Linked DNA regions of Homo sapiens: region 2 is linked to region 1. A link is an interaction called in ENCODE POLR2A ChIA-PET data of the cell type or tissue named here. Cell type or tissue: PC-3. All regions are shown on one strand. Each heading gives the region's core, and the rest is flanking DNA. Links, peaks and the distances in the headings are about the cores only. Region 1 has its middle 970 kb from the start of LINC00971. Region 2 has its middle 610 kb from the start of LINC00971.

What was found. ChIA-PET counts read pairs that join two places held together with the same protein. Peaks named below come from ENCODE experiments on the same cell type or tissue, not always from the same donor. Only the 100,000 strongest peaks of a DNase experiment are listed, where the experiment ranks them.
Region 2: POLR2A ChIA-PET joins it to region 1 with 11 read pairs; 2 of 35 experiments call an interaction of 5 or more read pairs at or near these places.

The regions. Positions count from the first base shown.
Region 1 is chr3:83,896,098-83,902,839 of GRCh38, reverse strand. No RefSeq gene overlaps it. Among named protein-coding and RNA genes, the nearest start is that of LINC00971, 970 kb to the left of the region's middle. In PC-3, for the core only: no CTCF peak of the experiment used is centred there; no DNase peak of the experiment used is centred there.
Region 2 is chr3:84,257,878-84,264,619 of GRCh38, reverse strand. No RefSeq gene overlaps it. Among named protein-coding and RNA genes, the nearest start is that of LINC00971, 610 kb to the left of the region's middle. In PC-3, for the core only: no CTCF peak of the experiment used is centred there; no DNase peak of the experiment used is centred there; H3K27ac peaks cover 954 bases.

The DNA.
Region 1 (6,742 bases), core at 2,678-5,177:
TTCTTTGGGGCCACAATCCATGATGAAACCTTGGCATGAAGCAAACAATATTGCTACCAAATGACAAACGCCAAAGGTTTGTTGACTCCTCTGATATAGCTGATGTGAATTTAGATGGAAAGAATTTAAGGGAAGAGGAAATTAAAGTAGGTTATCATTAAGAGATGTGACTTTGCATTTTATTTGGTTGTTGTTTATTACCAAAATTATCCCTATTCAGGTTAGCTGAGAATTTTTATAGAAAATTTTATAGCTTACCTGGGTGGAGTTCATTTGATGACAGAATGTATTCTAATAACAGGCTCCTGCAACATGAAATATTTTTGGGTGCACAAATCCCATTAATATTCAATGCAACACCATGTATAGTGGCTTGATTAGTCTTGGCCCAGTTATTCCAGTGCTATGTGATGATATGTTCTGAGAGGATTACAGGAGCTGGTCTAGGGGTCTGAGTCAATTTATAATAAAATTCCTGGAAGCTCTTTATAATCATGAAAAAGTACCTGCTAATCAAAATAAAAATGTTAGCAGGAATTCTCCTCCAAATACTGGTGCGTTAAACTTTGGAAGAATTCAACTTTGGAGGAAAATAAACCATAATTGGACTAATAAAATAATTTCTCTAATGTAGCAGTGCTGAATGATAGCAATGCTGAGTGAGCTTGAGTGCTCACTCAGGAAGGATTAATGAATATTTTAATAACAGTGGAATTTAATGTATTTTAAGATCTGTGGCCTGGATTTCTAGAGGGCTAAGTTCAAGAGGCACATTTATGGGAACTTCATTAGCCATAAGGTTAGAACATAAGTTAAGGCAGGGTCCCACTTGAGTGATGACTTGATGATCATTTCTAATGGCCTAGAGGCCACACATTAAAAAAGCAAAAATACAAAAAAGCAAGTTTTCTTTATTGTCCTGTAACTGTCTAGGACAGAACAGATAAGAACAATACGTAATTCCTATGGGAGGTGGGAGGTAGATGGGCTATGTTACATGATATCTGGAATCTAATGTATTATTAATCTATTGCTGTGTAACGACCAAGGTGACTTTGACATTCCCTTTTGCTTGACCAAATTTTAGGTTTTCTTTCTCACTATAGGCACCTGACCTATCTTTTCTTAGAGCCTGTACTTTAGAAAACTTGTGATTGTAAATTCTTTCTCTTACCTTTGAGATGTAAATAGTCTACTACCTAGGAGTCTCTTTTTCAAGGAAGAATGGAATAATCAAGAAAAACAGTGTTCTAGTCTTCCAGTCTCTGTTGGAGATTAGGAGCCTAAGCACCAAGAGACCAACATAGACGGCCTAATCAAGTAACAATCTCCCTACAAATGTTCTACAGTACTTTTCCGTTAGCTCACACTAAAGTTTAAAAATCCTGAGTTTTGGCCAGACATAGTGGCTCATGCCTGTAATTCCAGCACTTTTAGAGGTCGAGGTGGGTGAATCACCTGAGGTTAGGGGTTGGAGACCAGCCTGACCAACATGGTGAAACCCTGTCTCTACTAAAAGTATAAAAATTAGCTGGGGATGGTGGTAGATACCCATAATCCCAGCTACTTGGGAGGTTGAGGCAGGAGAATAACCTGAACCTGGGAGGCGGAGCTTGCAGTGAGCCGAGATCGTGCCATTACACTCCAGCCTGGGTGACAGAGCGAGACTCCTACTCAAAAATAAATAAATAAATAAATAAATAAATAAAAATAATATTAAAAATAAAAAAATATTGAGTTTTTTTAGGGGATTCTTTAGGGTTTTTTTTTTTTAATATGTAATACAAGGTCTGAAAACAGAGACAATTTGACTTCTTCCTTTTTAATTTGGATGCCCTTTATTTCTTTCTCTTGCCTAATTGCGCTGGCCAGAACTTCCTTTCCTATGTTGAGTAGGAGTGAAGAAAGGGGTTATCATTTTCTTGTTCTAGTTCTTAGAGTAAAATCTTTCACCTTTTCTCCATTCACTATGATGTTAGCAGTGGGTTTGTCATATATGACCAACATAGGAGAAGCACTTCAGGATGTTGGTCTGGGGGAAAATTTTTTAGGTAACACCTCTGAATCATAGGAAAGAAAAGCCAAAATAAACAAATTGGATTATATCAAACTAATGAGCTTCTATGCAGCAAAAGAAACAATCAGCAGAGTGAAAAGCACAACCTGCAGAATGGGAAAACATATTTTTATTCATGCAACAAGAGATTAACCTCCAGAATATACAAGAATCTCAACTATCTCAACAGCAAAAAAAAAAAAAAAAGACAAAAACACACACAATTTATCTGATTTAAAAATGGGCAAATTATCTAAATAGACATTTATGAAAAGAAAACATACAAATTGGCCAGGAAGCATATAAAAAACTCAGCATCACTAATTAATCATCAGAAAAATGCAAATGAAAACCTTGATGAAATATCTCATGTCAGTTAGAATGGCTGTTATCAAAAAGACAAAAAAATAACATATGCTGGAGAGGATGTGGAGAGAAGAAAGCTCATATAGCCTGTTGATGGGAATGTAAGTTAGCACAGCAATTTTGGAGAACAGCTTGAAAACATTCTCAAAATCTCTGGCCAGAACTAAATGTGATTCAGAAATCCTACTATGTAGTATATATCCAGAGGAAAGGAAATTATTATATTGAACAGATTATCTACCTCCCCATGTTTACGAGAGCACTATTCACAATAGCCAAGATATGGAATCAATCTACATGCCCAGCAACCAGTGGAGGATAGGGGAGCTTAGTTAAAGGATACAAAATTACAGCTAAACAAGAGGAATAACTTTTAGTGTTCCGTAGCACTAGATGGTGAATATAGTTAACGATAATTTATTTTGTGTTTTAATAGCTAGAAGATCTGAAAGGTTCTCAACATAAAAAATAATAAATGTTTGAGGTGATAGATATGATAATAACCCTGATTTGATCATAACACATTGTGTACATGTATTAAAATATCATTCTGTAATCCATAATTATGTGCAACTGTTATATGTCAATTTTTTACAAAGAACAGATGAAATAAAAAAAATTCTCCTGTTTTTTGTTTCAGTAAGGCTGAGTTCAGTCTCTCTCTCCTATTGCAATAGTCTTCAATAAAGTCTTTTTTGACATTTGTAATAAGTGTCTGTGGTAATTTCCTTTTAAGAGTAATAATATTACCACAAACTTAGTTGCATAAAATAACACACACTTATTACCTTACAGGAGTGGGAACATGGGCACATTATGTATCTAGGAATATGAGAAAGAGCACAAATTAGCTTTTATTTTCTTGAGATACTGAAATATAGTATCAGTTACTTGTTGATAGAAAACCTAGTTTCTTTAACCTGTCGTACAAAACCAACTAAACCATTTGTCACTAGTATCTTATACTGTTTTACTTTACCTCATGTATTTATCACCATCTGAAATGTTACATATTTATTTGTATACTTTTTCTGTTTCTATCCAACATTATGTAAGCTACATGAGTGGTAGGATTTTGCATTTTTAATATTCATGTATATTTCCAGCAACTAGAACAATATAAAGTATATTTCATGTCTTAAATATATTTTGATTTAATGAATGAATGGATATTATGCTTGGACAGTATTAAAATACATATTTAAATAAAATCCTTTAGTATAAGTATACATTATTTCTTTATTTTGTAACTGTTACCATGAGGTCTTTCAAGTGTTGAGAAATACGGAGAAAATCATCCTTGATGTTCCACTTTTAAAATCTCTAGAAAAAAATCCATCTTTTCAGTGTCTGCTAAAAGAGGAACAGCTAAAATATATTTGCATATAATTGCAAGTTTAACGTTTCCTTGGGGCATTCAGTTCTAGAGCTTTCAATCATTTTCTCATCTTGTTCTGAAATGCCTGAGACTTCTTAGGCATTGGGTAATTTCTGAAGCATTTTTCTCAGTGTAAAAATCCTTACTTGGATAGAGTACTTTTCTTCATGCTCTTTAAAAATCAATTTTACTTTTTAACTTAGCTTTATAGTTTTATCCATTTCAGTGAATGATGGTTGATTCTTCCCATTAAAGCCTTCTTAAAACTAAAAACCTTGCAGTTCAAAGCCCTGATAATAATGTGACAACATTTTTAAGTATGTCAAAAATCTTGAAATACTAGAAAGCTCAAGTAGTGGGTTACTCAGTAATTTTGCTGAATCTTACTAACTCTACCAATGCCCAAAGTTATTTGAATTTTAATTCAATTAATTTGTTGTGATACAGGAACCTTCTCAGATATGTGAATGAGTGTGTTTGTGTTTATGAAAGGGTACAATAAGCTAGATAAGTTTAAAGACTCACAGAGAAAACTCCCTTGGGGATAATAACAAAAAGAGAAGGAGAATATAAAGAATGTAAATAGAGAAAATAACAAAAATGTCATGACAAATACTTACTCATTTTTTTCCCTTCCTATTAATTAAAGAAAATAGCAAGTTACTGTTTGGCTAATTCTGTAAATTATGTCAATGACAATTACAGTGATCCCTATAAAATAGAATGCATTGATGACTACATGATTTGGGAGCCCATAATACAGGAATATTTTATTAATAGTTTGTCATTAGTCTGGTTAGTGTTGGTGAATTACTTAAATGTATTACCAAAAGGATAACCCTCATTAGAGTTGATAAAATACTATGGAAACAAATCTGATAATGTGTCTGAAGGTGGCTAAATAAAGAAACTTTGCCATAAATCAAGAACATGATTTAGGTGTATTTTTCTTTTTTTTTTTTGAGATGGAGTCTCGCTCTGTCGCCCAGGCTGGAGTGCAGTGGCACAATCTCGGCTCACTGCAAGCTCCACCTCCCAGCTTCATGCCATTCTCCTGCTTCAGCCTCCCAAGTAGCTGGTACTGCAGGCGCATGCCACCACACCTGGCTAATTTTTTGTATTTTTAGTAGAGACGGGGTTTCACTGCGTTAGCCAGGATGGTCTCGATCTCCTGACCTCATGATCCACCCGCCTCGGCCTCCCAAAGTGCTGGGAATACAGGCGTGAGCCACTGCGCCAGGCCATTTTTCTTATAAATAGATGTGAAGATGCAGATTAATTAAACAAAAAAGCAAATAAGATCTAAAGATTAAGAAAATGTGTAGTTTGAAATGTAAAAGAAATATAGGATAATCCAGATATTTTAATGATATACAAATTCGTGTGAGGTGTTTGATTATTACATATTGGGTAGAGAATGAATAATTCAGTGATAGAAGTTACTTTTACTTTGTACGTAAGTGATTTTATAATAGTTCACTCAGATAATGGTGGTTTGTTATTTATTGGTTTGTAACAAACTACCTCAAAACTTAAGAACTAAAATTATAATTCATTATTATCTTTCACAGTTTGTGTGTTGCTTGGTCCAGCAAGGTAATTCTCCTGGCAGTGTCTCAATCAATTACCATTTTGGATGGTGGATGAAAGCTTTACTGGGCTGAACGCTCAAGATTTTTTTTTTCCCTTGTGTCTGCAACCTGGAATCGGATGGCTAGGTGGCCAGCTCTTCATGTGGCTAGCTGAGTTTTCCTCACCGCATGGTGGTCGGTCTCACTGTAGCTGGATATTTTATTCAATACCTTATTTTCTACAGAAAGAGCATTCCAAGAGATTCAAGGTGAAGCTGCAAAATAGATGGCCTACAATGTCACTTTCTCTGCATCTTATTTGTCAAACAAATCACTAAGACCATATTCCCATAGGAGGTGGAGTATATTCAGGAGGAGAAGTTGCAGTGAAGTGATAATTAGCAAATAAGAATTGTATATATTCAAAGTGTGCAATGTGATGTTTTTATACACATGTACCTTGAAAAATGATTACCAAAATAATACTAAGTAACATATCCATCACCTCACAAAGTTACGTCTCTCTTTTCTTTTCTTCTTTTTTTTTTTTTGTGGTGACAATACTTAAGATCTACCTTCTTAGCAAATAATATGAGAAAATGATATATATATACGTGGAGGAAAATAATTGATCATAAGCATCTTGGGAAATAAGCTACCCCATTGATACACCAAGACCATTGACTTGCTTTTGTCTGAATATAAGGAGAGATGAATAAGGTAAATATATAGATTTAGGGAGACTTGAGCATATAAGGAATAATTTTAATTACAATAGTTGTGATTGTTAGAGATAGTGTGATATAAAAGAATAATAACATATTTAGATAGAAGTTGGTTTATGCCAATGTTTAAGAATGTAGTATCAAGAAATGTGTAGGGTAGGAGACTTTACACTTCTTGAAAGCCTTCCACAATTCCATGGATGTTGGCATAACACTCAAGATTCTGGGGACAGGGACCTTTGGTGATATTGCATGAGCTTTCTGTTTGCAACAATTCTTCCTGCATCCCAAGTTCTGCAGGGGTGAATATAGATGGGCACTATTCATGTAGTGAGTTTGTGTCCCAGTTGAGAACCTTGAACATAGAAAAACTCATTTTTTTAATAATAGTTGCAAGTGTACCTGCCAGAACTTTGCCGTAAATTAGACTATTATCTATACCATGCTGGACAGCAGAAAAACCTGTCCCCTACTCTGGAGGGAGACATCATCTCCATCTTCCAAGCCTGCTTGATGTATGAATATCCTTGAAAAATATGTTCATTTTCTATTGCTGCTATAACAAATTATCACACACTTAGAAGCTTAAAATAGCACAAAGTTACTATTTCAAAGTTATGTAGGTCAGATATCTGGTTTGGCTTAA
Region 2 (6,742 bases), core at 2,490-4,989, 360 kb before region 1:
TTCATAATGATGTGCTCAGGGTCACTAAAATTTTATTTATTCTACTCCATCCATGGTAGACCATTTGGACTGAAAATATTCTCTTTCTCTTTTCCTATCTCTATATTTTCTTTTTGGATGTCTAGTGCAGTCTGAGAGCTAATGGAATTATGAACTACATCTTTTAGCACTGCTATTTTACCTATCACTGTCATCTAGCAGTTATGTTCTTCAAATTTCTTTTCCTTAATTCTATTAATTTTCACATTTGAATTAGCCTCTTCTCTTTGATTAATTGAAATGTTATCCCCTCAATGATTTCTGTAATTTTTGCTTCAAATTTCTTGTTTTCTCTGTTCCTCAAGTTATCTCTTTCTTCTTGTATTTTGCTTGTTTGGTTGGGTTTTGTTGTTGCTTTTGTTTGTTTGCTTGCTTGCCTGCTTGTTCTTTCTTTTTTTTTCTGTTTGTATAACTGGCCTTTATCTTCCATGCTATTGTTTTCTTCAAATATCAGGCAAGCAACAGGAAAGCTGTTTCCTTGAAAGTCTTATCATTAATAGACTACTTTTGGGATAACCATATGTATATGTCTTTTTGGCGAGGCTTCTACAAATACTAAAAGGAATAGAATTTTATTCTGGAATTCAATATGGGCATTATCCCTTTAAATTATCTGCAAAATAATTGTTTAGTTTCTTTTGTTTTCTTTTTAGTTGTGTTACTGGTTCTGTGATACTCTGAACACAACCACAGGAGAAGCACAATGGATGGCTGCCATTTATGTCAACCTCCAGCTAAACCTCGGCTTTAAATTTTATTTAAGATTCGCAACAAAAGTTGCCCCAAAATACTATGTAAACAGATTTTTCTCTCATGTTCTTCAGGGTATACTTTATTCCTTCTTCCTGAAAACCCCTCCACAGATGCTTAAAAAATCATATGTTCTGTTTCTTCTATCAATATTTCTGTATCATCCTTCAATCTTCATAAATGTATTTTAATCTTACCTCCAGTGGCATCTTTCACCTAATTTTTTCATTTTTATGGGTTAAGATATTTCTGGATTTTCAAAAACAGTTTTTACATTTGAAAAATTTATGAATATCAAAAATGTATATTCTTCCTATAATATTAGTCTCCCAGTTTTTTGCTATAATATAATTATGTTTTTTAATGGTAACTTTAGAAGACTGAGATTATGTGATCATGGTCCAAAATAAAAATTGTCTTATGTAAAGGTCATTATCACACATATTACAAGAAAGAAAGTCAGTTTAGATAGATAATTGTATATATTAAGCTGCTCTGTAGATGGTAACCAGTATGATACGACTGTATCAGAGTTCTAGAAACACCAATTAAGAAAAATTTGCCATGATTTGGCCTAAATCCACACTTTCAAAATGATATGTGAACAAGAAATTATAGGTTTGCATTTATTTTCCTAATTACAACTGTCTGTTATGAAATGATTTCACAGGTGATGAACCAAGTCTTCCTCAACCATTTATCTTCCTTCTGGAATTTCTACAGAAAATGGGAGGCTTTAAAACAGAACAATTAAGGCACTATCAATTGTGGACCAGAGAGAACCAGCTACCAGTTATGTGTATGCTAGTATCGTAAGTGTTCTTAATAAATACTAAATATTTGTCACTGAATAATAGAATCAGTAAATAAGTTAGATTTACTCCTGAGAAATATTCAGAAACACTCTGTTTTAAGTAGACCTCCAGGCCATCTGGGACTTGACTGCTATTATACAGGCCCTCTTGAGAAATCTCTAGCAATTTCTACAGTAAAATATAAAAATTGAACAGGAAAGAGAGGTTGTCATTTATTTATAAATGATTAGATGGTGATTTCACATAAAATATTTATGCCAAATCATGGCAAATTTTTCTTAATTGGTGTTTTCTAGAACTCTGATACAGTCGTATCATATTGGTTACAATCTACAGAGCAGCTTAATATATACAATTCTCTATCTAAACTGACTTTCTTTCTTGTAATATGTGTGATAATGACCTTTACATAAGACAATCTTTATTTTGGACCATGATCACATAATCTCAGTCTTATAAACATTAAAAAACATAATTATATTATGGCAAAAAACTGGGGGACTAATACTATAGGAAGATTATACATTTTGGTATTCATAAAATTTTCATAAGTAAAAACTGTTTTTGAAAATCCAGAAATATCTTAACCCATAAAAATGAAAAAATTAAGTGAAGGATGCCACTGGAGGTAAGATTAAAATACATTTATAAAGATTGAAGGATGATCCAAAAATATTGATAGAAGAAACAGAACATATGCTTTTTGGAGCATCTGTGCAGGGGTTTTCAGGAAGAAGGTGTACAGTATACCCTGAAGAACATGAGAGAAAAGTCTGTTTTCATAGTATGCTGGGTCAACTTTTGTTGCGAATCTTAAATAAAACTTAAAGCCGAGGTTTAGCTGAAGGTTGACATAAATGGCAGCCATCCACTGTGCTTCTCCTGTGATTGTGTTGAGATTGTCACAGAACTGGTGACACAACTAAAAAGAAAACAAAAGAAACTAAACAATTATTTTGCAGATAACTCAAAGGGATAATGCCAGTATTGAATTCCAGAATAAAATTCTATTCCTTTTGGTATTGTAGAAGACTCAGCCAAAAAGATGTATACCATATGCATATGGTTATCCCAAAAGTAGTCTATTAATGATAATTTGATCTTTCAGTCCTTAACACAAATATCATAACATAGAAATCAAAATTAGTACTTGTATAGGTGAAAGAGTTACATTTTGGTAGCAATCTAAAAAGTTATGATACATTTTATATGCTACAATTTATTATCAAGCAATAAATCATTTTTTTTGGGAAATTAAGTAAGTCTGAAACTATGGGAAGGTGATGACACACCCAAGTTTTTTGTCATTATTATTTTAAAGCTAAAATCTCATTCAATTTATTTAATTAAGATTATTCTAATATTATTTGATCATGTAATCTCTTTTAGCAAGAAACAACGAAAATATAATACGTAAGTTGAATCCCACATACACCATGAGAAAAAAATAGTTTAAAGGAAAAATCCTCCCACCCCCTTTTTAATTTAATGCATTTAATGGTAAAATACACATAACATAATTTTTTATCAGTATCATGTAGCACATTTGCAATTGTTATTCAACCATCACCATTTTCTAGTTCCAGAAAACTTCATTACTCCAAAAGGAAACATTCCTGTTAAGAAGCCAATCATTCCTCATTCTCTCCTCCACCAAACCCTGGGAAATCATTAATCTGCTTTTCGTTTCTATGGATTTTCTTACTTTGGAAATGGAATTATGTGATGTGTATTTTTGACATTGTTCTGTTTGTTATTAATAGTAATACTACGGGTTTGCTCATTAAAATATGTTTTTAAACATTTCATTGTCAAAAATATTCAGGAAAGGCTGGGCGCCGTGGCTCATGCCTGTAATCCCAGCACTTTGGGAGGCCAAAGCAGGTGGATCACCTGAGGTCAAGATATCAGGACCAGCCTGACCAACATGGTGAAACCCCATCTTTAATAAAAAAAAAAAAAAAAAAGGATTAGCTGGGCATGGTGGCAGGTGCCTGTAGTTTCAGCTACTTGGGAGCCTGAGGCAGGATAATCGCTTGAATCAGGGAGGCAGAGGTTGCAGTGAGCTGAGATCACGCCATTGCACTCCAGCCTGTGCAAAAAGAGTGAAATTCCATCTCAAAAAAAAAAAAAAAAAAGATATTCAGGAGATATATTTTTCACTTTGCATCTAAAACTGTCACACCCTTTTTAAAAACACAGTTACGTGGACAGTATAAGTGTTGAGGGAAGAGTACAATTTATTTATGAGAAATGCACTGCTTGAATACAAGCTGCCACTGACTTGTTTTTTTGTGGTTATTTGACCACATTAAGTAAACCAAATTCTTTTGTTGTTAATACTGCTGTTTGTTTGTCCTAAGGGTGTAGTCTTTTATTAGCTCCCTTTCTATTATATTTCATTATTCCTTAGATGCATGTTCATTCACATTTTAATATATGGATTCATCATGCATTTTTATTGGATGATATCTTAGATTTGATAGACTAATATTCTTGTGAAGAAAAACAGTGAAGAGCTTTGCTTAGATCAAGAGACAATTTTCTTGGCACATATGGATTCTATTTTCTAACAGCCTGGGGAAGAATTAATCCCAGAGATGCTTTTTTTCTGGTGAATTTAGCATGTTCTGTGTCTAGTCTGAGGTGCTATAACCAAAACACAGTAGAATGTGTGGCTTATAAACAGCAGAAATTTATTTCTCACAGTTCTGGAGGCGGAAAGTTCGAAATCAAGGCACTGTCAGATTTGTTATCTGGTGAGGGCTCGCTTTCTGGTTTTTAATGGCACATTTTTTGCTGTGTCCTCACATGGTAGAATGGGTGAGGTTCTCTCTGGGGTCTCTTTTGTAAGGGTGCTAATAGCATTCACAAGCACTTCATTCTGAGAACCAAATAATCTCCCAAGACCCTACCTCCAAATACTATCATATTGGGGATAAATTTCAACATATAAATTTGGGGGGTCACAAACATTCAATCTATAGCATAAAGTATCATATAAATTTTATTTTGCATTTTTGAATGTAAATTCCACCACATTTTTCAGAGTAGGATAGGTAAGGGGTAATTTTCTAAAGACAATAGTCCATATTAAGAGTACTGTCAGTCCTTTACCTCAAAAGAATTTAGATTTAACCATTTTAAAGAATGTGATTTTGCAAACAGACAAAATCAATTTATACTCTATTTTCTTCTTTTAACAAAACTGACCATGTGAAATGAACGTTGTCATTTCTAGTAACATTGATGTATTATCATAAAAATTATATGATTGTTTTAAAAATTCATCTTTTATACAATTCTATGTTATATATAAGAAATCAATTTTATATTGGTACTAATTTGTCAAAAATCATTCTGACTGATATATCTCAATTTGACTGGGAGCTGTCTATCAAGTAAGTCACATAAATCAGAGCAAAAAAGAGTGGGTCTGACATACATTTCAAATCTTCGTAATGGGGAATGGAAACAGTGCTGCTTGCTTTAAGAGAACTTTCTTCATCAAATGTGTCCTTACCTAACTCAACTTTCTGCTACTGATTTTAAAAAATAGTAATAGATTGCTATTTTTTTAACTTAAAAAGCGTATGCTTTGGTTTTTTTGCATGTTGTTTTAGATGCTTGATGACAAAATCTGATGGATGATATAGTAAATCAGTGAACAGGAAATGAGGATGTGTTTAATCGAGGTTTCTTCTCTTCCGTTTTCCAAACAGATCCAAAATGACACCTAAAGAGACATATGTAAAAATTTTAAAAATTAAAATAATTAGTTTCTATACTATGACATTTATCAGAGAATGTCAATTGGTGATATCAGCCATCTCAACAGATAAACTTCATGTGTTTCTTTAATGGATAATGCTGAAAGCTTATAATTTTTATTTTGCCTGGCAGTAAACAGAGATTCTAAACCCTGTTGACTACCTGGAGCACTGAGATAATAAAAGTGTTTACAGTAAAATGAAGCTTAATTATAAGCAGAATGAAAGTCTTTTGAATTGCAATAAAGGAATTAAAGATTTACATTTTACTTCTCCTTAAAATTAGTTCCTGTGGGCCATCTTCCATTGAAATTTATGTTTATCCATGATTACATTTACCAAGGTTTTAAATATTTTGTTTAAGCAAAATATTTAAGTTTGATGAAATAACATATCATTGATTTTACTAACATTTCTCCTGCTTAAAATGGTTTGCAATGTTCTCAAACAGTGGGAGATATTTAAAATTAGAAATGCATTCAGAAATAATTTAAAGTAAAAAATATGCAATAGAATAACCTTTCCCTTGTTTAATGGGTGTTAGCTTTTCATTAGTACAATGGTAAGAAAAGTCATAATTTTCTATAAAACAAAATGTATTCTAAAGCACAAATTCACATATTGCTATTAGTGAGTAAAGGCATTTATTATGAAGCATGCACTCATTTAATTATTAAAACCAGAAAAGAATAATGCACATCTGAAATACATTTACTGAAATAGATAAAATAAATGAAAAGTTTATTTATCTAAGTTTCAAAGTCTTGGAATTTCCAGAAAAAAATATTCAGAAAAGAGAAATGATTAAACAAAATATAAGTAGGAAACATCTTTCTCTACTTTTCCAGTAAAGTGTGCATAAACACAAACACACACACACACACACAAGGGACACATGATTTTTAATCAGAAGTGATGGGTAAAAGTTGGCATTGTCAGGAGCAAAATGCATTTGAAAGCTCTGGTCATGCAGTGTAAAAGAAAAGAAAAGAAAACCAAACAAAAAACCATCTAACTTTTAAAATAAATCTGCTGGCAAAACCCTGTCTTCTAGTAGGGCTTCAGCTATATTATTTTGGAGTTAATTTCTATTGCAAAGATAAGTAAATAAGTAATTTATAATATGTTTCCATGTTTCAAATAGCGGTTTGGAATAAAGTATAAATTTATTGGTTCAAGGGCCAACAAATAAAACTCCAAAACACTGCTGATATATAGTACTAAATGTATTCTGAACATTTACAAAGAAAAAATATAGAGTGAGACTGAGGGAGAAAGAGGCAGAGAGGGGATATAGAGAAAGAGGGAGAAATGAAATATTTGATATACAATCAATTATATTTCTGAATACTGACTTTAGACAAATGA